Linked DNA regions of Mus musculus: region 2 is linked to region 1. The links are chromatin loops, found by intact Hi-C in ENCODE. Cell type or tissue: heart. All regions are shown on one strand. Each heading gives the region's core, and the rest is flanking DNA. Links, peaks and the distances in the headings are about the cores only. Region 1 overlaps Sec24d (Sec24 related gene family, member D (S. cerevisiae)). Region 2 overlaps Synpo2 (synaptopodin 2).

Region 1 (15,613 bases), core at 6,605-9,104:
AAAGCTAACACGTTTGAGGATGTGCAAAGGAGAAACTGGTGTTGAAGAGGCTTTCACTCACTCATTCATCCTTCTCAACCAATAAAATAAATCATTAAGTGCTTGTGGTTTCCAGGATGGTTTAGAGGCCCCTGTCCTGCGCCTACGTTTCATGAAGGGTGGCACGGGAGACTTCATTCTGTAATAGAAGACACAGTTCTTCTGGTAGTAAAAGCAGGGAGTGGGGAAGCCAAGGGTAACTTGGGAAAGGTCAGGACTATGGTATGGTCAGCAGGTCAGGATATTGTGTATCACAGAGGGCAGAGATGAGATCCCATCCGTGATGGGCAGGGAGTGGAAACCGAAGAAGCATCAGAATGGAAACCGGCTTTACTGCATCTAAGTGAAGGCATCTCAGAGCTGGGCCCCATCTGATGTACACGTTTCCTCTCATTCAGATAGATAGATACCAAGTAAACATTTTATACGCATATATACATATACAATTATTAATTATTATATACCACAAATATATATTCTATACTTATTATATATGAGGTATATGTAATTCACACATATATAGAATATATATGAATATAATAAACTTCATAAATCAAATAGAACAGATAAAAATTAGCAAAAAAAAAAAAAAAAAACCCACACAGGTAAATTTGTCACAAAGATAAACAGCAACTGTGTGGAAAGTCCTGTATGTATTCTCAATTATCCTTGAAATACTCAACTAAAGGCTTTATGTTTTTCTGTTGTGCTATGTGCATAGCATTTTCTAAGCCCAGCCTTCCCCCCTCCCATGAACCCTATTATTTCCTTCAGTCTCTGACACATGCATAAATCAATTTTCTGGGAGACCAACATTAGTAGTATTAACCAACCAGCTGACTCCTTTACTGTCAGTTGGGCCGGAGGTGTGCTGGAGAGATGCTTGAGTGCTTAAGAACACTTGTTACTCTTGTGAGGACACAGGTTCAGTTCCCAGCACTTCCATGGTGGGTCACAACCACCTGTAACTCCAGGGGATCCTATGCCCTCTTCTGGCCTCCATGGGTGCTGCACGCATATGATGTAAGCAAAACACTCAAACATAGAATAAAAATAAGTAAACTTTTTAAAACGAGTTGGGCAAAAAGTTGTAGATACATGGGTGTCAATGATTATTTCTGGAAACTATCATAGTCTGAGTAAAGGAGTTAAATCCACCTTTAGATAATCCACAATTAATACCAAAATTCAATTTTAAGCTCTATCTCGACACTCCAATCACAGACAATATGGAACACTTAATGAGGGAAAGACAGGGGCCCAACGTGGGAAATGGAACTATCTTGTCTTCAGGAAGTCTTTCATTTACAGAAGCTTGTAGCTTACAAGAGGGTGGGAGACAGTGTCATGAATGGGGAGTGGGGAGACCGTGAAGGAGGCAGCTGGCTGACATTAGCTAATAATACTAATGTTGGTCTCTCAGAAGGAAGACTGCTTATTATATTGGAGGTGAACTTTGCACAGAGTTCTTGAGACCTGCCCCTCATAATCGATTTCTACTGAAATCGGAAGGATTAATGCCATTCATCTCATTTCGGATGAGTCCCTCTTGTAAGCACAATCAAATTTTGGCAGAGACATCAAACTTTGTAGGGGTGTAAAACCCTTTGCCAGATATAAAATACTTTCTAAGTCTGTAGTCAGTGAAAGTGTAGCTTCAAAATGAAACAACTGAATAAGAACTAGTAAATACAGCTACGGTATATGTCTTTACATATGTGTGTGTGTTGTATTTCTGTAAGGTTTTTTTTTTTGCCTGTGTATGTATTGTGGGATATGTATACAAATGTGAGCGTGTGTATGGGTACATATGTGCAGGTGTGCATTTAAGTGTGTGTGTGCATATGTGTGAGTATGTGTGTAGTGTAGTGGTGTGTTTTTGGTGAGTGTGTGTGTGTGTCTACACCGGAAGTTGACCTCAGGAATCCTCCTAGATTGTTCTTTTTTTCCCTTAAGGTCGGGTCTGTCCTGAGCTGGAACCTTGCCAATTCTGGCTGTTCTTCTCTTTCTCCCAGTTGAATACTGGAATTATAGGCCTCCACCGTACCTGCCTCCACCGTACCTGCCTCCACCGTACCTGCCTCCACCGTACCTACAAGTTTTATTTTTTAATGGGGGTTGGGGATCTGGGCTAAGGTCCTCAAATTTGAATAGCAAGTACCTTATCTTTTGAGTCATCTCCATAGCCCCAGGCACTTTATATTTTTACAGTGCTGACTTTTTTTTTAATGGGCCCTGAGTAGGACAATCAAGTATGCCTATTATGATTAACTGAGCCATCAAAGTCTTCCAACTCTTGTTTTCTATGACTATGTCTACTAACTCACGAACGGTATGAATGAAGCACAGAGAAGCTAAGTGGTTTTCCTAAAGCCACTAAGCTAACACAGTGGCTAAGATTCCTAGCTAAGATTCTAACCCTAGCCTGTAGGAACTAGAACCTGTGATCTTAACACCTACGGTACAAATGTAGGAGTTCTGTGATTAGACACCATGAGTACAAGAAACTCAGTGAGTTCTTTAGGAAAATCGGGTGGCTCAGACAAGAAATATCTTACTTTATATTTTTGAGAGCTCCGTGTGAGTGTGAGAAATATTTTTAGTTTGATCCAATTAACACAGGAAGTCTCCGTCTGATGAGATTTTTCTCGTTCGTTTTTACAGTAAAAGACAGACACTGTCTCGAAAGCAGAAACAGAAGGGGAAGGTCATTTACATTTGAGGAAAAAGATGGTGGTGACAGTTTGGGTACAAATGCCAGCTGTTGCTTTCGTGGTGGTTTTAGCGCTGAAGAACATTTTAAACAGACTAAAAAGCAGTAGGCAGTTGGCAATGCTTGCCTGGTGTATACTCACTGCACACAGTCCTGAACGGGTGGAATTTTCCCAGCATCCCCTCTTCCCTCTCTCACCTTAGTTTCTTTCCCTTCTCTGGTATCTGTTCTGCTAGCAGGTCATATGCACATGTGTGTATATAAAACACAGGAGCCAAAGGTGAGAGGAAACGTGTTGTCCTTCTGAGTCTGCCATATTTAACTCAGTATGATAATCTCCACTTTAGTCCATTGCCCTGCAAGTGATTTCATTATTCTGCTTTATGGCAGAGTAAATCCCATTGTGTGTGTATTCCATGTCCTTTGTCACCTACTGATGAACACCTAGACTGATAGGTATCGCTGTGGTGGCCTTAGGGGGACTTTGTCTGTATATCCAGAAGTATTATATCTTTGTTATAAGGCGAGACAGTGTCACAGTTAAGAAAAGAAACTAACCCTTGGCCCTGTTTACTCAAGAGTGAGCCTGATTGGATTTGAAGAATCCTGGCCTCATCAGGTCTCTTTGAACAAAGACCGTTCTCTACATGCTGAACAACACAGCAAATACGGTAACAAAAGGGACAGAGGAACTTAATCGGTCTTTATAGGAGTCTTACAAGAGAGGAACTGACCCAGAATAGCACACAAAGCCACAATCCTATGTTATTGGTCTCTGTTCCCATGTTGTTGTTTTCTATAACTCTATTTGTTGATTTCAGTATCTCTCTGCTTCCAGTGAAAGGCAGTAGGTGAGGTCACCACATCTTACCCACACATATGTTGTCCAAGTCTATGGCATGCATGGGTCACCAAGGAGAAACAGAGCACGTATGTCAGGGAGTTCATCAGATTGGTTGCACTGTTTTCATCAAAGGTCACTTAATTCTGTAAGCAGGTTGACTATGTGGTCATAAGTGACCTTCAAGCTCGTTATTAGCTTGGTTACGGGTTGGGTGAAGTCCGGTTTGTAAAAGCGGTCTCCAGGCAGCGTTACTCAGAACACTCATCCCTGCATGGTGGTTCCGCTTCAGTTCCTGGAGGAGCTCCACACACACTCTTCTCCACACTGACTGGCTGATCTGTATTCCTCCTAACAACGTACTAGAGGTCCCCTTTGTCCTCTTCCCCAACAGTACTTTGTTTCTCTGTTTCCGTTGTTACCTTGCTGACTGGAACGAGGTGCCATTTTTCACATGTTTATGATGCTCTTCGAACAGAATCTTAACCCACAGCGTTGTGTGTGCTTCTGCAGGCAGCAGAGTGCCCGGGGAAGCTCTTCATCTTCCATTCCTCTTTGCCTACTGCCGAAGCACCGGGGAAGCTCAAGAACAGAGACGACAAAAAGCTGGTGAACACAGACAAAGAGAAGGTACGTGGGGACAGCTAGCCTTGGAGGTATTGCTGAAGCTATGCTAGAAGGGGTCTCCCCCTTCATGAGTATTTTCAACGGTAAAACACTGAAGGATTTCATGTTGCTAAAGCAGCTGATATCTGACATACCTATAGATGATCAAATGACATCTTCCATGTGTGATCTATGAGACTGTTAGGGAAATGGAGGTGGGGGTTGTATGAAGTGGAGAGGGAAGACAGGTGCCCTGTGACCTCACTCACCAGAGGACGAGACACTCGTCATGAAGCAAAGGCACCCAGTGCTGAAAGAAGCCTTTGCTCCAACCTGAGACAGGACGGCCGCCATGAACAGCCTCTGACGGAAGATGCTTCTGACTGAATGCACACACCTCTGTCACACAACACCATCCAACCTATAGAGCTGCATGCAGGACAGTAGATTGACAACAGGGGTAGGGACAGCTCCAGTAAGGCTACTGGAGTATCAAATAACCTGAAGGCAAGCAACTGTTTTATTTCATTTGCCCAGTCTACCTATGCAGAGGGAAAAAATTCCATATTTTTCTCATTTAAAATTCCTAATTAAAAAAATTAATAGAAACTTAAATTTTAATAGAAAAAATATTGTATTAAATGGTTTTTAATACATTGTTGGCTTTTCTTTTTATTTTCTTTCATCGTTTTCTTTAGATACTTTTCCAGCCCCAAACAGCTGTCTACGAATCTCTGGCCAAAGACTGTGTGGCCAACAGCTGCTCAGTGACTCTGTTCCTCTTCCCCAGTCAGTTTGTGGATGTGGCTTCCTTGGGTCTGGTTCCTCTGCTCACGGGAGGAACTCTTTACAAATACAACGTTTTCCAGGTAAGCGGCAAGCCGCCTGTCCCTCTCAGTTCCTTTCCGGTTTGAGTCTTGAGTCTGTCTCTGTCTTTCTCCCTGTCTTTCTCTGGTGCTGTCTCTCACCCAGCCCCGTGTGTGTGTGTTTGTGTGGTGGGGCTTGAGTATATGTGTGCACACATGTGTTGCTTCAGATGGGCAAGGCAGGACTTTCAGGAGTCAGTTCTCTCCTGCATCTAGCTGGGGTCGAATCTTGTTGTTTCTATTACTCGGGCACTGGGCACTGACCTAGGCTGGCTTGCCTGGCAAGCTTTCTGGTGGCTTCTGTCTGTGCCTCCTGTCTTACCCTAGGAGTTTGTGGATTACTGCTTTGAGCTACCACACCCAATTGTTGTTGTGTGTCTGTCTCCTGTTTACATGAGTCTCAGGACCAAGCTCAAGTCCATAGGCTTCCACAGAAGTGTTTTTAAGGGCTGAGCCATCTCCCCAACCCAGTTTAAGTTTGATGCTTAGATCATGGGGTAAGAAAGTTGTGTCCTATTGTGGACAACTAGCAAAAGTAAATTCAAGCAATGTAAAACCACATGGGGTTGATTGGCTTCCCACTGATTTTAGGCACACATTGAGCTCACATTAGCCAAGTCGTGTACTTGCTGTAGGGGAAAGTCTACTTTATATTAGAGATACCTAAGATAATATTTGAAAACATAACTGCATGTTTGTTTTCATTTGATGAAATCTCAGGCAGGTTCAGCTGATTATACCCTCTACTCTTCCACATTGGACTAATATGCCTCCCCTGAATTTGGCAAAGGCACACACCCCAGTTTAGGATAGGCACAGTCACAAGCTTTTCCTGTGGACAGTTGTGCCTTGACGTCTTACTAAATTTAGACACAGAGAATGGGCATTGCCTTCTCCTGAGGAGGGGCCCGACCAGGTCACAGGGCAACTGATCATAGAGGGGTGTTTCCCTACCATGACAAATGCTCAGCCTGTTTTTGCTTATGAGTGATAAAGCAACAGCCAGTTGTATATTTGTATTAGAAGTTAACTAAGATTGAAGTAAGACCAAAGATTGAGAATGAAATACATTTTTTCAAAAAGCTTTAAGAACCCTTTGAAGACTTCTAGATAAATATATGTCTACAGATACACTTGAATATAAGGTCATAATGAAAAAATCCAACATTCGTCTGGGCAGAATTCTGAGTATTTGAGGCACAGTGCAAGTGTCTCAGCTCATTCTCCGGTGAGGAATATACACTTGATCAGAAACCTTAAAGTCCTGGCTGGGGTAGCTCTGGAGTCCCACATGGGTGAAGCTATCGTCCCTGAATGAGTTAGGTGCAGAGCGGTCCAGGGCAGTGTTGGCAAGGGCACTGATGTCACCGCTATTGATTTCATCCCCTTATGTTTCAGTAGTGTGCTAGTTCTATATAACTTTGGATATAAGCCCTTTACTTGTTTGTCAATATACCAAAGCATACTATTGATTTCATCGTGCTATTAAAAAAGACGTGCTGTCATAGTCTAATAGGAGAGACCTCTGGCAATAAGGAATATAAGATTTTATAATCAGTGTTAGTGTTATTTTGGATATGAGCTTTTATGTGCTTTGTTGTAGACTGAACCATATCTTAGCATTTGCGTATTAGCTTTAAAAGTAAAAATTGTAATAGCATCTTCCATTAAGTAATATTGCCGGGTGTGAACAACACAGGCAGGCATCTGGTGTGTACCTGAAGTATCTTTTATGAGTACTGTCTGTGATGCCTGTTTCCTTTCCTCTTCTCTTTGTTTGGGGGATTGAGAACAAGAGTCTGTGTGTATCTGTGTGTATCTGTGTGTGTGTGTGCATGTGCGCGCGCGCACCTCTCTGTGCCTGTCAAGCAGAAGTGTTGAGAATCTTATAAAAGTCTATCTGACCAGGTCAGAGGCACATCATTGGCTGCTGCTTGTCAGCAAAGTCATGTTTTAGGTGAATCTCAGCTCAGTAGCACATGATCCAGGACTCCATTAGTATTGCTTAGGTGTGGGCAGTGAGCAGCTTTCGTAAATATGCTTTAAAAGAGGAGTCAAGAAGTCCAAGGGAAGTGTTTTATTCTCTAGACTCTGTATGAACTCTGAGCTTCAGACTATGAATATGGTCAAATAAAAGACACCCCCCTCACCTACACCACCACCTTTACGGCGTCTTTCTGCAGCTTCACTGAATATGTTAAACCACGCATTGTTCCCTGTGTCTAACACTAGACCCTTGAGTGACTCGCTTATGCTATTGCTTCATTTGCAAAATAAATGAATAATCTTCCCATCCAAAGGTTATGAAGTGAATAAATAGGTAAGGGCTTTATTTATTAAAACTTAAGAGTCACACTGCCAAAGATTATGTACTTTCATAAGGTCATATATGTACATAAGATATCCCTGTAAGTATGCTAAATCAAAATATAAAAAGTGATAAAAAAAAATGAGTTAAAAGTAGCATTATTTGGAGTCTTTTACTGCCACCTGGTGGCCACTGATCACACTTTGTCTTGTAGATACATTCAGATAGCCAAAGGTTTCTGACCGACCTCCGGAATGATATTGAGAAGAAAATAGGCTTCGATGCTATCATGAGGGTTCGGACCAGCACAGGTAATCCTCACACACACCATTTCACGTCTTCTGCACAGTTACTGTGTCGTAGAAGAAGAGGCAAATCTTCCTTTGTCCCTCTGCTGTAGGTTTCAGGGCCACTGATTTCTTTGGTGGAATATTCATGAACAACACCACAGATGTGGAAATGGCGGCCATCGACTGCGATAAAGCCGTGACAGTGGAGTTCAAGCACGATGACAAGCTCAGTGAAGATGTCGGGGCCCTGATCCAGGTGACTAAGCCGCCAAGCGTGCACCTCTCTTCCTAACAGAACTCTTTCTCCCAAGCAGGAGTCCTTAGAGTACTCGCGCGTGACTTGCCCGTAGGTCAGTAAATAGGTGCTACTTATGTGGCACAGCGGTCAATGGCCTGGCCACCAAGGTGAAGGGTCAGGCAGCAACAAACTGCCCTCTGTGACGTGGCTGTGTCCAAGGTTCTTGTAGTCAGGTGACCCTCCCCTAGTTAGTTCATTTTAGTTAATTTGCCCTTTTAAAGGTACTACCTCCACGTTCTTCCCTATGCAAGAGCACACCAATTGGCTGTCCACTGCCAGACAGCCAAGTCAGAAAACATGCATACAAGTAACATTATATGTTATAGTATTATACTGGGGAATATAACACACACACACACACACATGCATATGTACATGTAATAACAAGTAGTGAGATAAGAGGCCATGGGTTTTAAGGAGAGAGTGAAGGAGTGAATAGGAGGATTTGGAGAGAGGAAAGGCAAGGGAGAGATGTTGTGAAAGGGAGGGAGAAATCTCAAAAAAGAAAACAAAAGGTCCTACCTCCAAATGAAGTCTTAGTCTAAGGTGCAGGGCTGGGGGTTTAGAATGTCAGCATATTGGGGTCACAGTGTAGCCTCTGGGATTCTGCTAAGCATTATGTCATAAGCAAGTGGGCTAGGACTGGCTTTGAGTAAATATCAGTTAAAGAAATAAAATAAGAAAAATCGATTTAAAGATCTGAGTTTTCAAACATCAGCTTTACACTGGAAGGGTGGAGAGATTGGCCCAGGATGAGCAGAGTTCTAATGCTTGGTTTTGAATCACAGGCGCCTAGGTAGTGGCTGGGTTCCAGCAGACCTGAGTGCACCGTAAAAATAGCTATGCTCTTTCATGGGACGTGATCTTGGGCAGAGCCAGGCATGCGTGCCGACTTTGTTTCTGGACGTAGGTCCATGGTAGTAAAATCTGTGAAATGCAAGTCAATGTGAAATGTGCACAGATATTTACATGTGACTGGCTTGATCGCTTAAACCATTGAAATGTTACAGCGAATTAATTAGCCTTCCCCCAGGTATCATTCAGTCTTGAAAAGTAACAGAGAGACACTGGGAATTTTTAGAAATCATTGATCTGTACGTATGATTCTATACACTTCAGCGGGATTAAATTAGCTTGGCTGGGTCTGGTCAGTAATACCCAGGTCTCCATGTTGTTTCTGCAGTGTGCTGTGCTCTACACGACCATCAGTGGTCAGCGAAGACTCCGGATTCACAATCTCGCCTTAAACTGCAGCACCCAGCTAGCGGATCTGTACAAGAGCTGTGAAACTGATGCCCTTATCAACTTCTTTGCCAAGTCAGGTAGCGTCTTGCTAATCTCATAGCTCGGTGAGTCAGCTGAGACTCATTGGGTAGCTAGTTAGAAGCTGGAAAATACTACAAGAACCAGTGAAATAGAAGGTTGGAGAATGGCCATCTCCTCTAGCCATAATGAGGGAGACCAGACTCTCTGGGGTCAGGCCACACAGATTTGGCCTAAGTTTTCTTGCTAGTGAGGTGTCTGAGGTGTAATGTAAGAGTGTGAGTGTGTTCTCTAGCACTGCTGACTTACGCCACTGTTGATTATCTGGGCCCTGATGACTAAGAAGCAGGATGGGTGATTTCTTTGCCCTTCTGAAAGCCTATACTTAAGGTATGGAAGAGAGCATTCCAGCCTGCAGAAGTCAGGACTTGGGGAGATAACAAACTGCTCTGTCTTTTCTGTGTATGGAATTCTATTTCTAGTCGTCTCAAGATAAATATGGGTCGCTGTCACCCTTTGCCATAATTAGACCAGTGTCCCTCTTTGCCTAGATCACACTACTCAAAAGAGGAGCAGCAGAGAGCATTATCCTTGTTTGGTAGTCCAAAGATAACAGAAACTGGTTCTTTGTTGTTATTCAAAGAGATCAGTTTCTAAAACTTTCTGTCTTTTCTGTTTGCGGTTTTGTGCTTCTAGCTTTTAAAGCAGTTTTGAACCAGCCCTTGAAGGCCATCCGGGAAATTCTAGTCAATCAGACTGCCCATATGCTGGCGTGTTACCGGAAGCACTGTGCGAGTCCGTCTGCAGCAAGCCAGGTGAGGAGGTCCCTGCTGTCCTGAGCTGTCATTGTGTGCAGAGCACGCGTGCAGTGACAGCCACAAATACACTGTTTATAAACAGAGAAATGTCACAATATGCTCGGATTCCCTTTTGTATATAGACCTAGGTATTTCGTTGTAAAATGTGCATGCTTAAATATATTTGAGGCATATAAATAAGGTTGCCATGAATTGATGGTATTAATAACAGTGGCTCTTTCAAAAGTAAATATGTTATAGCATAAATGATGAAATTATTTTCACTTAAAAGTTACATAGACCTGACTGCCCTGCCTCTCTCTGTGTAGACCAGGCACTCCTTGAATGTGTGGCAATCCTCCTGCCTCAGCTTAAACAGTATTAATTTCTTTGAAACAAGTGTCTCTGGGCATCCTGTAAGTGATTTGAACATTTAGGGAAACCTTGAGCCATTTGCCTTGCTTATCTCCTCTCATCACTCGCTTCCCCGTGTCAGGAAAGTTAGCTGCTGCTTTTCACTGTTGGATCCTGAAGAGCTAACTAATTTTGATTCAAAACGAATTCTATGAGCAACTAGTGGAAATTTTTTTTCCCAATTCTTTGTTAAAGTAGTTACTCCACATTTGAGGAAGCTGTCAGCAGGAAGAGAATACAGGCCATCTAAATTTACCAGCTGAGAGAAGAGGGCAAACATTTGTTAGACCACACTTTACAGGGAAGTCCCCTTTGGGCTACCCGAAGTGATTATTCACCCGTTCTTTTAACTTCTGTGTTGACAGTTATGCATGGCTGGTCAGTTCTCTTGATTATATGTCTGGGGAGGGAACAGAATCAGGGGTCCAGGTTACTGAGGCCTACCTCAGCACTATGAGACCTGTCTCCAAAAAAAAAAAAAAAGGAAGGAAGGAAGGTTAAGGGGATAAGAAAAGCAAAGCCAGACAGGCAGAATTGGGAAGTGTGCTTGTTTGAGTCACGTGATCCCACCAGGTGCTTATGGACTCCATCTTGGATGGAGTTGAGTCATGAGCACTTTGCACCCATCCATACTACCTGTCTTGGATTTCTGGAAGACACTCTTCTGCCTCTGGAGTAGCTCTCCTTTCAGAAGAATCAGTTGACACTGAGCAGGTATAGTTAGTGTCTTCTCTCAAAGTTTATTTGCTAATATTAAAATGGCTTGCCTTTAAAGACCTTAAATGAAAAAAAAAAAAAACGATCTTGCTTGTTTAAGGGAGAAAAGTAAAACTTACCATCTCGTTCTGGTTTAAAAGCTAGAAGACTTGTATCTACACCCAATCACCTGCTTTTATGGCTTAAATGTAGAGCAAACCATTGAGACACTTGTTTTACTCAGAACAAGTCAATAGAGCGGATTCCTGCTCTTTGAAAATGAGATTTTTCCTTTTCCATTTGAGCCTTTCATGGCACCCTTCAACCACCAATGAAGCTAGGGTCCTGGCAATCCAGTCTTCTCCAACACCCACCTCCATACACTGGTACCCTGAGGACCAAGCCTTCAATACTGCATCTGTAGAACACTTTCCATATCCAGGCCAGACCATCAAGACACATACTTTGATTGTGTAACGGACCTGTGTGGACTGCTTTTGCAGTTACCAAAGCAAGAGAAGCCACTGGGCTATGACATTTAAGGAGGAACCACTCAGACTCAGGGGCTCCGCCGTGAGAAGCATCAGGAGAACGCTACAGTAACTGTTCTGGTTTACATCCGTGGGCTCGTTAACTTTATGAGTGCTAATAAGCCACTCATATATTTGAGAGTGAAATGTTCCTCACAAGGCAAACGAGGGGCTGAAGAGCTGCCTCAGCAGTTTAGAACACTTGGTGCTGCGCTTGATCTCCAGCAGCCACATGGTGGCTCACAACCATCTGGGACTCCAGTTCCAAGGGATCCTGTAGTCTCTTCTGACCTCTGAGAACACTAGGAATTCATGTACCGCACACACATACATTGGAGCAAAACATTTGCACACTTGAGATAAAGTAAATCTTTTATTTAAAATGCCAGTGAAGTCCTCTTAAAAAAAAAAAAGACAGAGACTTTAACTACAAAATTGCCAATGTTTTTGTTCATGACTGCTTTGTTGTTAGAAAACGCAAAAACATTTTCCAAACTTGGTCAAATCAGGGTTGGATGAATTTTGGCTCTCCCCTAACCCTTGCTTGCTCTCCAGGGTAATTTCACTATGGAGGAGTCAGGAATGCTCAGGGGAGATTTTACAGTAACAATCTGTGCCTACACACTTTCCTTCTAACCTCAGGGACATTAGTAACACTTCCTTCTTGCTTTCTTCCACTCTAATGATGCTTTCCTCCATCAGCCTTCTTTCCTGTTTCTCTTCCTTTCTTCCCTCTGGTCCATACAACCCAGCCTTCTCTGTCAGCCTCTGTAGAGCTGTCTTCATAAGTGCCAAGCTCACCCCGCTGTGGCACTTAAAATGATGGATATATAAATAACCTGAATATTCCTGGTTAACTTGAGGCAGTGAGTAAAATTCCAGGATGTTGGGAGGGTGAATATGCACTTCTGTCTGTGAAGCCAAGAGAATGTATTCTTCATACTGTGTTATAAGTTGCTTAGAAATGGCACTGGGGCCGCTGGCTCTGGAACATGACCGTGTCCCAGTTCCTGCATCTTCTGTTTACTCACTCTGGTGCCTTGAAGTGAGATCAGATGTTGAGGTGAAACATTGTGGAATGTGCTTGCCTAAATCAGCAACAATTTTCTGATACTGTTATACTTCTTACTCAGCAGAATATGAGAAGAGACTTCTGATATGAAGGTGTACGGGGTATAAGATGTGGAATGCATCCTGTCAGGGTCCTGAGGGTAGCTTTTCTTGTCATTGAGGATTGGAGGATTCTGATAACACACACACCACACACACACACACACACACACACACACACACACACACACACACACAGGTATACAAAGAGAGAGAAAGGTAAAAATAGGAAACAGTCATGAAACAAGTGTTTTCTCTTTCAGCTTATACTGCCAGATTCCATGAAGGTGCTGCCTGTGTACATGAACAGTTTGTTGAAAAACTGTGTGCTGCTCAGCAGATCGGAGATCTCCCCTGATGAGCGGGCTTACCAGCGGCAGCTGGTCATGACCATGGGCGTGGCTGACTCCCAGCTCTTCTTCTATCCACTGCTCCTGCCAATCGTAAGCATGGGCCCTGGAGATGTCTGGGAGGGAAGCGTGTGTTGGAGTCAGCACTGTGCAGCCTAGGCCCGTAGCAGAAGCTCTCTGGCATGCAGCATGCTCATGTGCTCAGCGTGGCAGTGGAAGGTGTAAGGAGTCCTGCTTCACTGGCTTGTTCAGGTCGCTTTCCCTTCTGCATTACTCTCAAGGTGGTAGTAACCCATTAAGTAGGCCCCTTTAGAAGTCTATAAACAAGTTGGTGCCAGAAGACTTCAATCGAATTCCACATCTTAGAAGACCACTCACTTCTACATATGCTGGGGGAATCTTGTGTGGGCGTGTGTGGTCTGTCTTCCTATAATGTGTGACTAAGAGTCACCATGTGCAGTCAGAGGCTAACAGATGAACTCGTACTTGAGGGTACTCATGCCATGCAAGAGTCCTCAGTGTCTCCCATGGCAACACATTTCTCTCTGTTGAGGTGTTGTTAACGTCTTGAAAACCCTGCACTCTGCCTGGTGGGATGTGTACAACTCCTCCTTGATCATAGTGCTAACAGATAGTAGGCACTTGTTGCTGGAAATATTAAAAAGAACAGCAAGTTCCCGCGCTACACCCAGCTTCTCTCTGCCCCTGTCTCTAAGCCTCTGCCTCTAAGCTAGTTCCCAGCTCCAGTTCGCTTGTCTCAGTACTGCCTGTACCTTCTCAACCAAAAACCCCCTGTGGTCACCAGTCCCACATTCCACTAACCCAGTAAAACAAAACTCTAGAAGCTTATAATTAATCAGTCAGATTTATATATCAATAAATTCTCAATATACAAGATGCCCACACAATAAATTCAGGGCCAGTTGATAATGGTACATACAAGCTGCCCACCTAGTTTAGACAAGTTACGCCAATTATTCTATTCCTATATGATATTATATCTATCTGTGGCTATATAAAACCACGTGGAATCTGAGTCATCCTGTTCGTCCTCCATCTTGCTTCCTTTTCCTTCTGTGTAGCTCCCTGGCTTACAACTCTTAGCTCCACCTCCCTTTTCCCTGTCCAATCACAGGCCTCCTGCTGCACTAATAGTTAAATTAATTGGATAGAGAAAATCCTGCCACAAGCAGTGATGTGGCCAGTGATAAATTGTGTTAGAAACGAAGGATATTATTACGACGGATGTGAGGGTAAGAAATGAATTATTTCAAATGATCGGTTGCCACATAAAATTGGATTGTCAACAGCGGATGAGCCAATGGGTTAGAAACTGAGCCCAGCCTGTGAGAAGCACCTCCTTGCCTGCGTTCCATCCCTCAGGCCAGTCCAGGGCATCACTGGCCCAGTGTTAGCCTTCTCTCCCCCTTTCTGAGCTCTGTCCTCTTATATAGTGACAGCCATACAGGTCTCTTTGCAGATCCTCAAACACCCTAGTCGGGCTCTTACCTCAGGATCTGCGCATACGTGTTTCTGTGTGTCTGGAATGTTCTTTTCATTTCTCCAGGCTCAACTCCTAACCTCTTCTCACCTCCTTAGGTAGTCTTACTCACGACTACCTTTGTCAGCTGCCTTCATAGCCCCGCCCCACAGTGATACTTATCCTTGTTACCATTCATTTCCTGCACAGCTCTTAACAGCGCCTACAAGTATGCATGTTCTATTTTATGCAACAGGCCTTTCTCCCTCAAAAAGACCATTAGGTGCACAAGGCAGAGATTCTTGTAGGCTTTAATTAGCTATGTTCTTAATGGGGGAGGGGGGAGAGAAAGGAAGGAAGGAGAAGAAAGAGGAACAGAGGAACAAGTTCTGAGTGTCTTGACTTTGCCCAAACAGCACACGTTAGATGTGAAGAGTGCAGCGCTGCCACCAGCCGTCCGCTGCTCCGAGTCCCGACTCTCTGAAGAAGGAATATTCCTGCTGGCTAACGGTCTGAACATGTTCTTATGGTTTGGAGTGGGCAGCCCACCAGAGCTGATTCAGGGAATATTTAATGTGCCATCGTTTGCACATATCAACACAGATATGGCAAGTATTCTTCAGTTTTTGTGATAACCCTCAAATATAAATTTTGATTTTATGTGCAGTTTTATGATACAAAGGAGAATAACAGTGTGTGTTTATATAGCTCAATATGAGAATCGTATTTTGATGAATAAAAATGAGAAAGGGTAAAGTAATATACTGAAGTTTTAACTTAAACATGGCTTCACTAGAAACTGATAATGCAGAGATGGAGAGATGGCTTGTAGTTAAGAATGTTTGCTGTCCTTGCAGAGGACCTGACACACACACACACACTCGCATGAACACACATGCATGAACATAGCCTTGCACACATGCATGAACACACACACACTCGCACACCCTGCTGTTCACCAGTGGCTGTTCTCTGCATGCAGTTTAAGCCCGCCATCCTGCTTCATTTTCCT
Region 2 (15,613 bases), core at 8,023-10,522, 180 kb before region 1:
CAATCCCTCCTGTTATGTGACTGCAAGGTCTAGGACGTGGGATATAACTGGCTTGACTTCATTATGCCATTAAGGAATCCTCAGGGGACCTCACAAGAATTCATGACATGGTGCTCTGTAATTATGAACTCAGAGAACACAATAAATTCTCCCAAGTGGTCACAACTCTTGGAAGCTCCGGCCAGGAATCCACATGGTTGCTCTCGGAGGAGGGTCACCAGGGACTTGCCCTCTGATGAAGCTCTGTGGGACTTCTTGTAACTGGCCTCAGTCAAGGACTTCTGATGCCTGTAATCAGCTTCCTCTCGGGTTTCCTCTTTCTCCTTGTTGAGAAAGGAGGCCATGCAATTAGTGGAAGAGCAGGCGAAGGCGTCTGCTGAGCTCTTCTCTTCACAGAAGTTAAGACAGGGCATCGGAATAGCCCGGCAGCCCGTCGTGGCACAGAGGGCCCAGATGAAAAGGAATACAATTTATTCTCATGTTCAAGTAAGTATTGAGGACTGTGAGGCTATTGGTCACTAGTAAATGTATCACAGACCCTGGTCAGAAGCAGTCAAGCTTTTGGGCTCCTGACTGTTCTGTAGGGGAACACTCTGGGAGCTTCTTTTCCTGTATTGGGGTATAGCTCAGTGGCAGAGCATTTATGTCACATATACAAGGCCTCGAGTCTGATCCTTAGCATCACAGGAACACAATGCTGGCACGAAATTTCAAGGTCACCGTGAAGGAGACGTGGTTTACTCCCAATGTTTCTATGCACTGAAAAGCACGCACTAGGTAACTGGTAAGAAGAAGAAAGCCATCAACAATCCTGGAGCAAGATGCATTTCAAGCGAAGCCTTTGCTAGATGGATGTGTGCAAACTACACGTGAACTGCTCCGAAGGCTATTAATATTTACTATCATTATTAAACAAAAACGCCTAGGGCAGTGGTGGTTCTAAACCTCTTGGGTCACATATCAGATATTTACACTTCCCATCTCTCTCTCTCTCTCTCTCTCTCTCTCTCTCTCTCTCTCTCTCTCACACACACACACACACACACACACACACACACATACTGATCTAACTTCTAAAGAAGCAGGTAAGGTAATTTTTTTCATGTAAGGTAATTTTTGTTGACATTTCAACCTTTTTTCAGGTTTTAAAAATGGATGGCTTTTTTTCCAAGTCCTTATAATCAGCTTTTAAGTCAGGAGCCATGCTAGCATACCAATGACCTTGTAGAAAGAACACCCATCACTTAAACTCTCAGATTGCAGAAAATCTAAATCCACAAGTCCATTGTGCTTATTTATCTTAAGATCCTGGATACTTTACTGTGGGGATTCCTCACACCGGACAGAATAATCTTTGTGATACTCTATTAATACCAGTAATATCCATAAATAGGCGGCTCTCCCTAGTTTGTGCTGTCTCAGCTTTTAAAATGCAGTGTTCCCTTCTGGCCACCAGGAGGCAGTACAAGCACTGTTAATTGACAATGTTAGGCGTTCATTATAACCTGGAAAGAAATTTCTTTTCTTACAAACTGTTTTCTATTTTAAAATCAACACTATACATGTAAAAGATCAGAAACACGCCTCCTTTTTAGTCTCAAATGTATTGGGGGAGCCTTACAGAGTTTTCAAAGTACAGTGAATTATCTATGTAGCATGTTAAGAGACGTGTAGATATAGTTCAATGTAATATGTAATAATAAAAAATACTTAAGAGAAAAATGCTGCACTGGGAACTTGGTCTAAAATGTTCCTAATCTACCAGGAACACATGTTACATTTAGTTAGTAAAGATTTTAAGAGTTTCGGGAGGCTATCTTAGGCCAACAAGTCTATGCCCACCCTACTCCCCCTTTAACTGACCTGGATAGGTCACTGGGATCAGGAACCTGCAGAGGCCAAGATATCTTTAAACACTGACAGCCTCACTCTTCTTGTCCTACAGAGACTTAGGTATGTGTATATGTATATGTGTACTTTGCCATAACATAATTCAAATTGCTAGCGGTTTGATTCATAAATCTAATGTTTTGTCACAGTTGAATGGTTGAGGAATTCTTCCCTCTCCTGGAAGATCCAGGAGTGATCAGAATTGTCTGACCTTGCCTGGCCTTGCCTCTGCGAAAGTTCATATCCCACTTAGAAAGGGGAGGTCTGCAAGTATGCTGTAGCGGTTGCGCATGCGCATAGCTGTCCCTCGATGTGCCTGTAGCGATCAGAGGACAGCTTTCAGGAGTTGGTTTTCTTCTCCCACCTTTACGTGGACTACAGAGCTTGAACTCCGGTTGCAATCCTTGCACTAAATGACTGCACCATTTTGCTAGCTTACATTTCAAAATTAAAACAAAACAAAACAAAAAAACCCTATTCATATCAGGTCAGTATAAGCCAGGTACTTCAAAAGTGCGACCCCAAGACCCAAGTGTGGTAGTATGTGTCTATAATCCCAGCACTTGGGCGCCTGAGGAGGGAGGATCAGAGTTTGATGCCAGCCTGGGCACCACGATGTGTTCGATGCCAGCATGAATTCATAGTAAGACCTTGTCTCAAAAAGCAAACCAAAGAAGAACATTAACACCACCGAAACAAAACACCACCACAAGGGTGGGTCTGTCATCCCATTTTCTCTTCCACTCTGTCCCCCAAAGTAGGTAGGGGACCCTGCTCCCCATGAGGCTTGCAAACCCTCACAAAGTTAGCTCCCTTCTTTCCTAGAATACCCCAGGAAGGGATTTTACTAAAAAGGACTGAAAATACACTCAGACCTTTGCAAAGCCTGGCGAATGCACCCCTCCCTTTCCCCACTGAGTTAGAGGTGTTGATATAACCCTGTATACTGCAAACCCTGTCAGGAGCTTCTGGTTTGACAGTGACCTCTGGGAGAAAAGGAGACTGGGAGATCGGCAATGCCAGAGCCCTTGCCTCTGGACTGGCTCATCTGTCTGGCCCCCAGCAGGTCTGATCAGCATTAGCAACTTCAAGGGCTTCCTGACAATCTCCTGACCCCAGGAGCAAATTCTTTCTTCTTTAAAGAACACACATTAGGCCCCCAATGGGACCTCTTGGCTTCATTTTCTGTAGCTGGCCTGCTTTGTTCTAGCTTCTTTTAGCCAGGCTGAAACCCCAGAGAGATTTTTTTCCTCCAAGCCCAGACTGAAATCTCAGAGAATTCCTCCAAGTCCAAACAAGGGAATGCTCAAAGATCCAAAGCCAACACCGGGAACATGGTGCTATCTTATTTACAAGTTAATTCATTGACTGTTACCTTTTTCCCACTAGAAGGGGAGGGATATCGGTTTGCCACTTATCTTTTTCATACAATGCATTTCCACTTTCTAAGATGCTACGGGTACACAGACACACTGAGGGTTTAAGTTGACTGTAGTTTTTAGCATTGCAGTTTAAGGGTTGTTTAAATTCAAAGGGGGTAACAGCTGTACAGGCTCTGCTATTATAAACTTTAAATAAAATGCTACATGTTTTATGATGCCTTAAGGACATGGTTAATAGCTGAGGAAATTATCCAGAGAAGTGCCAGAGCCATGAGGGAAAACATAGACCCTCCCTGGACAGCTGAGATCAGATGGTATTTTATAGCCCTTTTCCTCAGAAGTCAACGGTGCTCTACAAATAGCCTCAGATGGTCTGGTCGGCCAGAGAAGCCACCAAACCTCAACCCAAGGGCTTGTGAGGGAATCCGAACAAGGACTGGGTCCTGAGCATAAGGTATTGAGTGGGACGTGTAAAGCCAGCATGGTCAGACTCCAGGCCCTCACACAGTGAAGGGGAGGCACTGGTCTGGAAAAGCCTGGCTCAGGGACTGCAGACTCAGTCAGCTGCAAGGGTTTAGGGAAGCGCAGTGAACATCATTCCTCAGGGCTGTCCTTCCCAGAGCACAGGGCAAACAGCAGAGATCAATACAGAGGACAGGAGGAATGAATTAGCCAGCCACATCAGCTGGGATATCAGAGGGCTCTACAGTGAAGCTGGACCACCTACATTGTTGTTTTCTGAAATGAAATATCAATATTTCACAATATCCACTTGTGATGTGAGTGTATTAAGTCACCAGGTTAAGCTCTGCAAACCACTCAATGCTAAGTGAGGATGCGTGATTACTATGCCGCAGTAACTGGCTAAGAAGGGGCCAGATGCTCCTCTTTTAAAGACCAATTCCTTAAATACTACCATTCTCTCTGTAAATAACTCCGAGCTTTGTATGAAAGGACCTACTCTGCCACTGGCTTCAAGAATGCCAAGAACCGCATCGATCTATTCAACTTACTGTTTTTTTTTTTTGTTTGTTTGTTTTTTGTTTTTGTTTTTTATAGGATGCACAACGGGGACAAACCAGGACAGCACTTGATCAACTTGCAGGCTTCCTAAGAGAACTCGTAGAGGCAGAGCTTCCCTCATTCAGCTGTCCAACTAGCTCTGGGTTGCATAGATATTTTGGGTTGCTTACATATGCCTATATAACATATATGATGCTTATATATTATGTAAGAATATACACACTATAATTCTTATGTAATATATATTGCTTAAGTACTACTTATATGCAAAAGAAACCCCTCATTCCCAAACCAGGGCCATAAAAATGGCCCATAATTTTTTAGGACCCTGCGACCCTTGGAATTCCATAAAGCAACCAGCCCTCTTCTGGAGACTCAGGAGGTCACAGAAATAGTTAATCTGGCTTCTCTGTCACCCTGCAGCCCAAAGGTCACAAAACCAAACAAGCTGCCTTATCTTCTACCCTGCAGTTTATCCTCCCTAAACCCCCACTTCACAAAAAGCAGTTTCTGGGTCTGGCTTCCCCAGGTCTGCCTACTCTCCACTATTAAAACCACAACCATCTTCCATGGGGAATAGAAACTGGGTCTTGAGCTCTGAAAGGCGTCTTTGCTGAGCACCAGGCTAGATTAAGGTGAAAAGGAAATGCATTTGAACTTGACTTTGGAGGATTTATGGTAAGGAATATACTAGCAAGCAAGACTAGCAAAAAGTTGGAGCCTGGAAGAAAGTGGAAGGCCATTCAGGACCGGGCGTGAGCTGTCAGCGTGGGAAAGGATAGAAGATTGGCAGAGGCTCACACGCTGCCAGCGAGAAGGCTCTGCAGCGGTGAATTCAAACGGACCCAGAACATAAATGTGCACTGTGCCATCTCAGCCTTATCACTGCGCTCTCCTGTGATGCAAAAGCTTTCAGCTCAAGCGTTTACAAGACATTATCAGCCTTGTTTTCGTGGCTGCTTCATATGAGACATGAAGGGGACTGGGGATAGAGAGTGTGGGAGAGTCTGGAAATCTTGAACAAAAGAGATAAAAGATCCCCAGAAAGCAGGAAAGCCAAGCTAGAGCTGGTGACACCCAGGACAGGACCCTGGGTGCCCTTCTTGGCCTCCAAGAGGAAAGCCAGAACTCAGGAGGCCAGGAGGCCCCAGCTAGCACCTGGGAAAAACAACACATGTTCTACATAAAGGTTAACTTTCTTTGGCAAGAAACTTTGGATTGTAAACTCCCTTGAAGGTACAGGTTTTCTTGTTTGTAACAATTTTGTTTCTCTACGGTGTTAGTTACAGTTAGTTTTTGAATGAATACATGAGTGGATTTTTCCACAGACCCTTTTCCATTAGAACTGCTTTAGATAGAGGAAGGAAGAATAGAATGGGGGTGGGGGGGGGAGAAAAGGTGATGCAAGGGTGGGGGAGGGAGCAGGGGAGAGAAGGAGACAGAAAGTGGAAGGAGACTAGGAGAGGAGAGTTAAGCGTGGAGCCCTAATGTGTCAAACTAAAAACCTTCCTCAGCTAATATCTTCCCTTAATCTAATTGTTTTCTGCCCTTCTCTTGTCCTGTATGTTTCCTTTTAGCACCTGCAATATCGGGTGGCATTGGGTTGGGTGTCCTCAGAAGCCTGGTAGACAGGCTGGCTGATGGGAGGGCCTTTTCCCCTGCCGATGCTGCAGACATCAGCATAGGCGCCATCCCTCCTCAGGGAGAGCCATCTTATCACCTGACCAGACATGAGGTAAATGCCCTCACACTTCAAGCTCAGAGAAGTTCTGGCCTCCCAGATTTCGCCTAGGGGCAGGGCCCGGATGGCGGAAGAGAGGTTTCCTAGGAAGCCTCGCAAAAAGCTTATTTCAAGTTCTTAGGTCAGAGGCTCTGCAGACTGTATCCCGGCAAGGAAAGCTTTATGGACTATGGATGCCACTCATACCATTTAAAATGCTAATAAAAATGTCAGCTGAGGTTGGGCAGAGTGGTACGTGCCCACGATCCCGGCACTCTGAGAGGCTGAGAGACGGAGGATTTGCAGGAGTTTGAGGCTGGGCTACGCTAAAGCCAGCAATAGCCACCTTCCTCTGCGCATAATGGATGGAAGGAAGAAGGAAGAACTGGTGTTTGAAAAGATTAAAGATGGAAACACAAAACACTGGGCCAGGCCTACATGCATACAGATCTGGTATGGAACTATTACTGCTGCTGCAGATGTATTCTGCATTTCAGGATAAAAGGTTGCTTACTCTCTCTCGTGGCTTGTATAAATATATCCATTGTTTAACTCATATTTTCCTTTCTTCCCTTTCCTTCTTTTTGTTTGTACAGGGATTCTCTAGGTAGCTCAAGGTGGTCTCAGGCTCATGGTCCTCTTGCTCCAGCCTTCAGAATCCCAAGATGATAAACCCTTAGATAGGACTAGAACCGACATTGTGCACACTCACTGGAATGACCTATGAGCATGCGTGCTTGCCCAGGTGGGAGGGATTTTAATACTTCACTCTCCCACTGACGGAATTGCAAAAGGGGGCCTCTTTAGAATCAAAAACCCACTTCTATCTTGAAAAAGTAATAACCCACTTCTAACTTGAATGTACTTATATTTTTTTCACTTTCTTTTCTCCTTTCAAAAATGGCCCCTGCCTGCCTTATATATCTGCATATCATGAGATGAAATATAGCCTTCCAATGAAGCTTGCTAACCTGGGCACACTGTAGTTCTTTAGCCATAGTCTCCCTCATGATGTCACTAAGGTCTCAACTTACTCTCCAATTCTAGACGTTGTGGCAGGCTTCCAGGCTCCCAGGCCAGAATCGTGGCTAATGGGTAGTGAGGAGAAGGGTGCGTGTCACCTTCCAGAGGTGGGACTTGCCAAACTACTGTGGATTTGCTCGAGAAACCCAAACATGGGCACAGTGCTGGAGCAGCTTGGGACAGATGGAAGCTTTTGCCAGTTCCTAATGTTGCCATTCACCCTCTGGTTCCGATTTCTCAGCCACTCAAGGACAGGATGAACTGAAACAAAAAAGACTTCTACAACTAATACTTTGTAGCACACACACACACACACACACACACACACACACACACACAAAGGTCAGAGTTTTCTAGGAAATCAAAGCAATGCTGGAGAAAGAGGGACAGAAGGGTTATTCTGGAACCCTCCACAATTCCAAACATTTCGTAGCAGAATTAAACGTTTTTAGAAAGTATGACAGGGATATTTTCATTATATTATCCCAGTTATCCCTCCTGCCCTTGTTTACTTTATTATTTTATGTTTATAGCTAAATTAATTTTTGCATTGCCAGAAATGTCCAGTTGTTCCCGAATGAGTGACAAGAGCATTGACCTTAACACAAGAGCACAGCGTATCCGAGATCCATTAGCACTTTTGTGACCGAGTGGCAGTGTTCTCTCTGTCAGTAAGTGGGACTTCACACTTGGCTACATCATGTTTTCTTTTCTAATCACTTTATGTGTGTGTGTGTTTTAAATGATTCCTCTTTATTTTCTTACTCCTATCAATATATTCTTCAGGGTAAACCTGTGGCTTTTCTTTTTAAAAACTGTTTCCCAGGGGCTAGGTTGATGCCTCAGTGGTTTAGATCCATACCGCTCTTGCAGAAGACCCAGATTTCATTCCCAACACCCATATCAGGTGGCTCACAATCACCTGTAAACTCCAGCTCCAGGGGTCTGATGCTTTCTTCTGACCTCCTTAGGAACTTGTACTCATGAGCACAAACCCCCAAAGAGACAACAACTCACCCTCTCAGCAGAGCTAATGCTCAGACAGAGGTCACACCCAAAGAGCCAGAGAGTGGAATCAGACAAGGGCACAAACATTGCTTCTTTAAAGCCACATCACATGACTTTTGATACCAAACATCTGAGTAGTAATCCTCTATTGTTTTATATCTGTATATCTGGAATTTAAAAGACAAGTGTTTATTGAACACTGACCCTGGGTCTGGTATCACTGCAGATGAAGGCAATTTGAGAGCAGTAGCTAAGTTGAAGCCAATGACCTATAAGATGACATATCAACTAGGAACCATATAGAAGGTGATAGAGCAACCAGAAATCAGAGATAGAGGCAGTTGGGTGGTACCTCTTCGAAGAGATCATATTTGTATCAACACTCCTTTGTGTGTGTGTGTGTGTGTGTGTGTGTGTGTGTGTGTGTGAGAGAGAGAGAGAGAGAGAGAGAGAGAGAGAGAGAGAGAGAGAGAGAGAGAGCCAACTGGTAACCACCATTACAGTAAAACATAAGCAATATGGAAGTAACTATTGGTTTGAGGTACTATTGGAAAGTGTTAGACTTGGTGATAACACAGAGTGATATTCTAGGAAATTTCCAAAGACATCTTCTGTGGAGAAAGGGGTAGGGAGGCAGCAGAACCAGAGGCCATCTTAGAAGCCTGTGGTAGTAGTGATGAACTAATGTGGTACCCAAGAAGGTTCATCTAGAAATTAAGAAGAGGATGGAACCAACGAAAAGAATTAGGTGTGGCGCTCAGGTTTCTCCCTGACGCCATGAAGTCGGGTGGAAATGGTAGCATCTTTTATTCATGATGAAGACTTGGAAGGGGATTAACACGTGTGGCAGGTGAAGATCAAGAATTCTCTCGGCTAAACCAAGATCGATGAGTCAGCCCAGGAGAGAGGTGCGGTAGAGGGTTCCGTGTGCGAGCATGGCCTCTGAAGGAGCGAGATTGGAGATATAAGCTAGCAATGTATCTATTTGGCAGAATTAGGCAAAATATATGAGGGTTCTAGAAGAAACTCTAGATCCAGGTGTTAGTGGGACCGTGCTCCTTCTAAGGATTTGGGGGAGGAAAGCCATTCCTTGCTTCCTTTAGCTCCTGGGGACTGCGTGCGATTTTTCACTTGCAGTCTTACTGACACGTCTCTTTGCACTCAACCTCTCTGGTCACACTCCTCTTCCTCCTGTGTTGATCGAACTCCCAGTATCTTCCAAGGACAACTTGTCACTCGATCTTATGATCCACTTGAACAATGCAGAGGCTCTTCATCTTGAATTACTTCATCAAACCTGCAAAGATGTCTTTTCCCAATCAGCACTCAAGACTCTTGAAATTAAATCTGTGGGTCTCCATTCAAACCACTAGGGGGCAGTGTGTCTCCTCGAGGTAAAAGAGCCAGCAACAGTGCGGGAGACTCCAGCAGAGAGAAACTGGGCACAGGGGAGAAGCTGAGAAAGCATAGCTGGGCAGGGCTCGAAGGTGACCAGAGAAAGGGCCTGGCATTCATGTTTCTTTTGTATTTACTGAATTTCTTTTAAACCGGAGTTGCTGCTGACTGTACCAAATATTCTTTAAACTGATATGTCTGATGATCTTAAAAGGCCTGTTGCCCTGCCCTGTACCTGCCTTGGGGTTAGCGAAACATTTCTGTCTAATCATTCACACATTTTTTTTTCTCTAGGTGAACACATGGAAACAGCAAGGGAAAAAAATAACTTGTTTCATTTTGTGCCAAGTTTTTTAACATAATAGCAGCCATCGCTCTTCTTCTGCCTCTTTCTTGAGTCTACAAAGGGGCCAACATTTGAAACCTATTTAGCAATTTTTTCTGGAGCTTACAAAGAACTTCCAAAGTTATATTTGGGGTTCGAGATTTGTCGGTGAAGTGAAAGGGGTGGAGGGTATCAGTCCTCCCTGACAGAGAAACAGAAACTTGGTCTTGGTGCAGTTAACCCACCCTTCGGGGAGGGGGTGGGGTGAGGCAGGGACCAATGTTCATCTGAACCTGTTGTCATAGTTACGGCTGCTGCTGCTGAAATGAAACACTAGGGCCAAAGCAACCTGGGAGAAAAGGTTTACTTGGCTCAGGTTTCTACATCACTGTTCATCATCAATGGAAGTCAGGACAGAAACTCAAGCAGGGCAGGAACTGGTAGGCAGAAGCTGATGTAGAGGCCATTGAGGGGGCTGAGCTGCTTGCTGGCTTGTTCATCCTGCTTTCTTATAGAACCCAGGACCAAGGCTATCCCTACCCACAATGGGCTGGGCCTTTCTTCATCAACCACTAATTAAGAAAATGTCCTACAGGCTTGCCTGAAGCCCAGTCTTATGGAGGCTTCGCTTAAAGATAAACTGAAACACATATCTAGAAATGTTTGAGTAGAAATATATCATTTGATAATGTAAAAGCTAGTACTTTGGAAACATATTTTAAATAAACATAAGCTTGAATGCATGACCTCAGAACAGCGGCAACACCCATTCCCCTGCACTGCAGAGCAGTCAGATCATTCTAATGACCAGGCAGGCATGGGGAGATTTGCCCTTAAAGATATGTAGGAGACTGGAGACAGTGCATCCCTAAAGCTGGTTGGAGAGCCACTGTAGATGGACTGGAGAGCTTCAGGGTCTGTAAGAGACCCTGTCTTAGAAAAGAAGGTGGCAATCAAGGAAGACCACCAGGATCGACTGGCTTCTGGCCTCCATGCATACATGCATGTGAGCACGCGCACACACACACACACACATATATATAAAAACACACACAAATACACACACATATACAAACACACACATATACACACAAACACACATATACACAAATATACACACACATATACAAATATACATACAAACACAAACATACTATGAACACACATATACAAATATATACACACATACAAACACAAATATACACACACAAATACATACACACACAAACACACATGTACACAAATACACACACATACAAACATACATACAAACACAATATACACATGAATACACATACACAAATACATATACACATAACCACAAACACAAATATACACACACAAATACATACACATACACAAATACATATACGTGCACACACACACACACTCCCTCTGTGTGTGGGCCAGGATGCTTCCTGCCACAATGTTCTGAGTTGCCTTGCTCACCCTCTCTTCCCAGCAACAGGACAGTGACTAAGAGGAACTTCCAGGTTTTCTTCTCCTAAGTCAGTAGTCTGACTTCTAGATGGGACACGATGACCAACACATGGTGTTCTAAGATGGTTGGAGGCTGCAGGGAGAGCTCAGAGAAGTTTCTGCATTTCTCTGTTTACACAAGTGTGGATGAGTTATGGACAGAGTAATTCCGATCCCTATCACATTTACTAACTGGATGGACTCAGAAATTGCAGACGTGTACGTTTGGCCTTCCCACCTCCCTTTCCCTCCCTCACATCTACCAACCTGCTACAGTCTACAGGACGAAGAAAACTCCCTGTGACTAGGTAGGTCTTTAAACCTCCCAAGCAGACATGACATTTTTTTTTTCAGTAATGGATTTTCCAATTAACTTATCTTGTTCACAAATCGAAAGGTAAGTATATTTTATACTTACACTTGAACGATTTAAACTAATACAACTTATCTCAAAATATTTGCTTTCAGACTATTTCTAAGATACTGGGTATCCAAGCTCACAGACGCTAATAAGCACACTGCCGATGAGCTATATCTGTGGCCCTTACAGTGTCTGAAATATTAAATTTCACTTGCACTTTCCCCAAGCCAAACTCCTCCACCAATCTGCACAGAATACAGGGATCATACCAAAGCCATATTGTGGTGTGGACAATCAGTAGATGGACTAATGGGAAGGCAACAGTCACATAGTTTTAAAGACATGAACAGGATGGAAACCATGCCCATCATTCAAGAAGACCAAGAGCACAGAGCCCTGAAAAAAAGTTAAAACAGAGGCATTGGGAATCGCTGAGGCCAAGAAATAATATGCAAATTGCCAATCTCTGCGTGTCCAACAAGCACCCCTTTGTGTGAGTCCAGAGTTAGCTCACTGCTGCTTCCTTCTCTCTGCAGAAGTTCAGGGTGTTTTGGCAGTACACATTATAACACATTCTTGGCTTCTCCCATCAGGCTTTGACAAGACCGAGCAGTCTCGGGTTCCAGTTCAGCCACTGTGACCTGCTCACTTGGAGATGGGAACCTGTCTTTGCTCCTTCTGAGACCCTCTCCATGCAACTGTAAATTAGAAGTCACCACACACGCTCAGTCACCGACAGGTTTGAGGGAGGACGTGACAACCAATGGGCTGTGAAGGAGCTTGAAGGCCGTGAAACATTTTATAAAATAAAAAAGGAATCAGGGTTGAGCTCTGTCATGGGCTACAGCCTCATGATCAACAAGGATAACCGGCATCCATTCCACTCCTTGAGATAACTGAATAGTTACTGTGTGCTTAGTGTGTTACACAGGCAGAGTGTTTAACAACCACCTTCAATAGAGAAACATTACTTGCGTCTTTTCAGTTTAAGAAAATAAAGTTACAATTCTGGTAAATGGAGCCGAGATTCAAGCCCAGATCTGAGACCCAAGGCTCACACATGAGCTCGGGTGGTGATGGAATCTAGCCAGTTTTCTCTGCACTGAGTCTCAAGGGCCTTTTGGCTATCAGAAGCACCTAAGCAGAGTTGTGCATTGGAAGGTCACGTGACTTTCCCCAGGGAGGAAGTGCCTGAGTTTGTGGAGACCTGTTATATGGAAGAACTGTTATGTGGAAGAGAGTCTCCAGGATCCTCCTGGGGACCCATGATGTGCATGTGCGCATGTGTGCAGTCCTAAGGCAGCTTTTAGGAGTGTTTTCTCACCTTCCACTTTACTGAGGCACAGTCTGTCTTGATTTTGCTACTGCACTGTGGACTCCAAGCTGGCTGACCTACGAGCTTCTGATGGATTCTCTCATCACTGCCTCTCATTCCACCGTAGAGGTGCTGCGATTACAGATGTGTGCCCCAGCATCCAGTTGTTTTGTTTTGTTTTGCATTTAATGTGAGGTCAGGAGACTGAACTTATATTACTGGGACTACACAGTGAGCTAAATACCTGTCCTTCTTAGTTAACTAGTTAATTAATTGGCTGTTTTATGAAACAGACTTCCTTTTTTTTAAAAAAAATAGGGCAATTTCTTTTCTTTTTAATTGTTTTTAAGATTTATTTATTTTATTTATATGAGTACACTGTAGCTGTCTTCAGACACACCAGAAGAGGGTGTCAGATCCCATTACAGATGGTTGTGAGCTACCATGTGGTTGCTGGGAATTGAACTCAGGACCTCTGGAAGAGCAGTCAGTGCTCTTAACTGCTTAGCCATCTCTCCAGCCCCAGCTGCTCAGACTTCCTTTTTTGTTGTTTGGAATATCTTTTATTTATTCCTTGACAATTCCTTACATGTAAACCATGCATTTTGAGTGCATGAACCCCTCCGTGCTAACCCCTCAGGACACCCCCTTCTTCCTTCTTCCCTGCTCTCAGAAACCCCACAGTTCCTTTCCCCCACTCCCTCTCCAGTTGATACTCGTCCTCTTTTTGTTGTAACAGTCCCTGAGTCCAACTAGTCCTGCCTGTCGTGATGATGACTGGTACAGTTGCCTTGATTTGACTCGGGTAGCCATAACTGCAGTGGCTAAACGGGGTTCTTGTAGCCCGGCTAACTTGAACTCATATAACTGAGGGGGACCTTCATTTCCTCAAGCTTTTCTACCCGGTGGCTGGAATTACCGGTCTGTACCACCACGCCTGGTGTGTATTACTTATTTGTTTGTTCATTTGGGGAAGAGGTTTGTGGGGTTTTTGATGGAGGCTCATGGTGTGTAGCCCAGGCTGGCCTCAAACTTGCGACGCTCCTCCTGCCTCCGCTTCTCTGGGCACGGTAGGAGTGTACCACTATACTCTGCTTTATTTTCTGTATTCTGGTTTTCTTGTGCCCGGGACCTCACTGTGACTGCCTTCCCAAGCTTAGCTAATCCTTGGCCACAGCAAAGTGTAGACCTCAGAGCGCGTGCCTCGCCTAAGCTATGGCAGACTCGGCTAAATTCACGGCAGCCAGCCGCCAATTGAAGTTGCTCCCTCAGGATGTGGTGGGACCTTGCGGATCTGGGTAGGGCCTACCTAGAAGACACAAATGGATGGGGGAGTGCCTCTAGAGGTTACACACTGCTTTTCACTTGCCAGGAAGTGGACGAACTCCTCCACCCCGATCCTCTCCCACTGCCAGAACGTTCAGTTCAACAGCACAAGAACAAGCAACCATAAACCGAGGCCTTAGAAACGGGAACAATGTCACTCTTGCCTTCGCTCAATTGTTGCTGTCAGATATTTAGTCACCGTGACAAGAAAAGAAACAGACACAGAGCCAACCCTGAGCGAGCGTATTGCTTCACTGTCCCCTATCTGGCTCTTAATCTCCAAGAGGCAATATGCCTTTGCTTCCACATCCCTGTGCCTACTGGATAGCCTGGGGCCGCTGGATACCCTGAGGGTCAGAAGTACTCATATGATCCAGTCTGAAACCTACTGGGCAGCAGCTCATCTGCTCTGCCCACTCCTTCCTACTACAAAGCCCCTGCGCATTCCTTCCCCCTCGTCCCTTGACAGGCCTGGGCTTCCTGGTGGGTCCTGTGTGGTCTCGTGTGCCCCTCCTTGAGGAAACCTGAGAAAGGAACCATCTTGCCAGTGGCAGCTGCCTCCTAATCTGTTGACCTCCTCATACCACAGCAAAACAAAACCCCAGATATATTTTAAAGCAAACCTATCCTTTCGCAAGTAGCAAAAGATACTATGCGGCCGTTGATCTTTAAATATACTTGCTTGTTTGCGTGGGTGTTATGCTCTAAACTGGTTTTTGTTTGGTTTCGTTTCTGTTTCCTTTGCGGTGCAGGCTATGACAGTCCGGGGTTTCCCACAGGCTAAGCAAGTCCTTTAGCTTTGAGCTATATACCTCAAGACTTCTTAAGATATTTTATTACAAATTAATGGGCTTATAACCCACTAAAATTCTTTACAAAAGCAGTACTGTTGAGAACGGAATTGTTTCTTCCAAACTTGGTTAAATGTATCTGATGAGTTTCTGGCTTGAAAGAAGTTGCAAAGAAGTGGAAAACCGCTTGATCTCTTTAACAGCTTCAAGCGAACATTTTGTTAGCCTCATCAAGACAGGAATTTTCATTGTAAAATGGGATAAACAAACTTGAGGCCAGAACCAAAGAAGAATATAATGGTGATGAACTCTGGAGGAAGCAGCAGAGTGGTAGGAACAACTCAAAAAACAGATCACAGGTTTTCATCTACTGCAGTAGACTCCGAAGATGCTGCTCTCAATACCTGCAATACCTGCAAGGGAACGGAATTAGATTCCCAGTGTACTTGGAAATTAACAACAGTCTTATCCTTTTATTCATTATTATTTTCTGGAGAATCTTTGGAGCTATTTTCAAATATCCTCTACCCCTTTACCCCCAACACACACAATGAAACCCTAATGCTACAGATAAA

The links. Hi-C counts contacts between places; a loop is a spot of excess contacts. Peaks named below come from ENCODE experiments on the same cell type or tissue, not always from the same donor. Only the 100,000 strongest peaks of a DNase experiment are listed, where the experiment ranks them.
Region 2: it touches region 1 in a loop (8-fold over the local background); 32 of 42 quality-filtered maps call a loop at or near these places.

Annotation. Positions count from the first base shown.
Region 1 is chr3:123,345,803-123,361,415 of GRCm38, forward strand. It overlaps Sec24d (Sec24 related gene family, member D (S. cerevisiae)), which reads left to right. Exons shown (of 23, transcript NM_027135.2): 14 at 4,107-4,223; 15 at 4,898-5,068; 16 at 7,588-7,684; 17 at 7,774-7,919; 18 at 9,145-9,283; 19 at 9,921-10,039; 20 at 13,035-13,214; 21 at 15,018-15,209. Among named protein-coding and RNA genes, the nearest start is that of Mettl14, 32 kb to the right of the region's middle. In heart, for the core only: a CTCF peak has its summit at 7,573 (motif pointing left); a DNase peak (open chromatin) is centred at 8,769; H3K27ac peaks cover 1,317 bases.
Region 2 is chr3:123,159,546-123,175,158 of GRCm38, forward strand. All of the region lies in intron 1 of Synpo2 (synaptopodin 2), which reads right to left. Among named protein-coding and RNA genes, the nearest start is that of Synpo2, 69 kb to the right of the region's middle. In heart, for the core only: a CTCF peak has its summit at 9,416 (motif pointing right); a DNase peak (open chromatin) is centred at 9,476.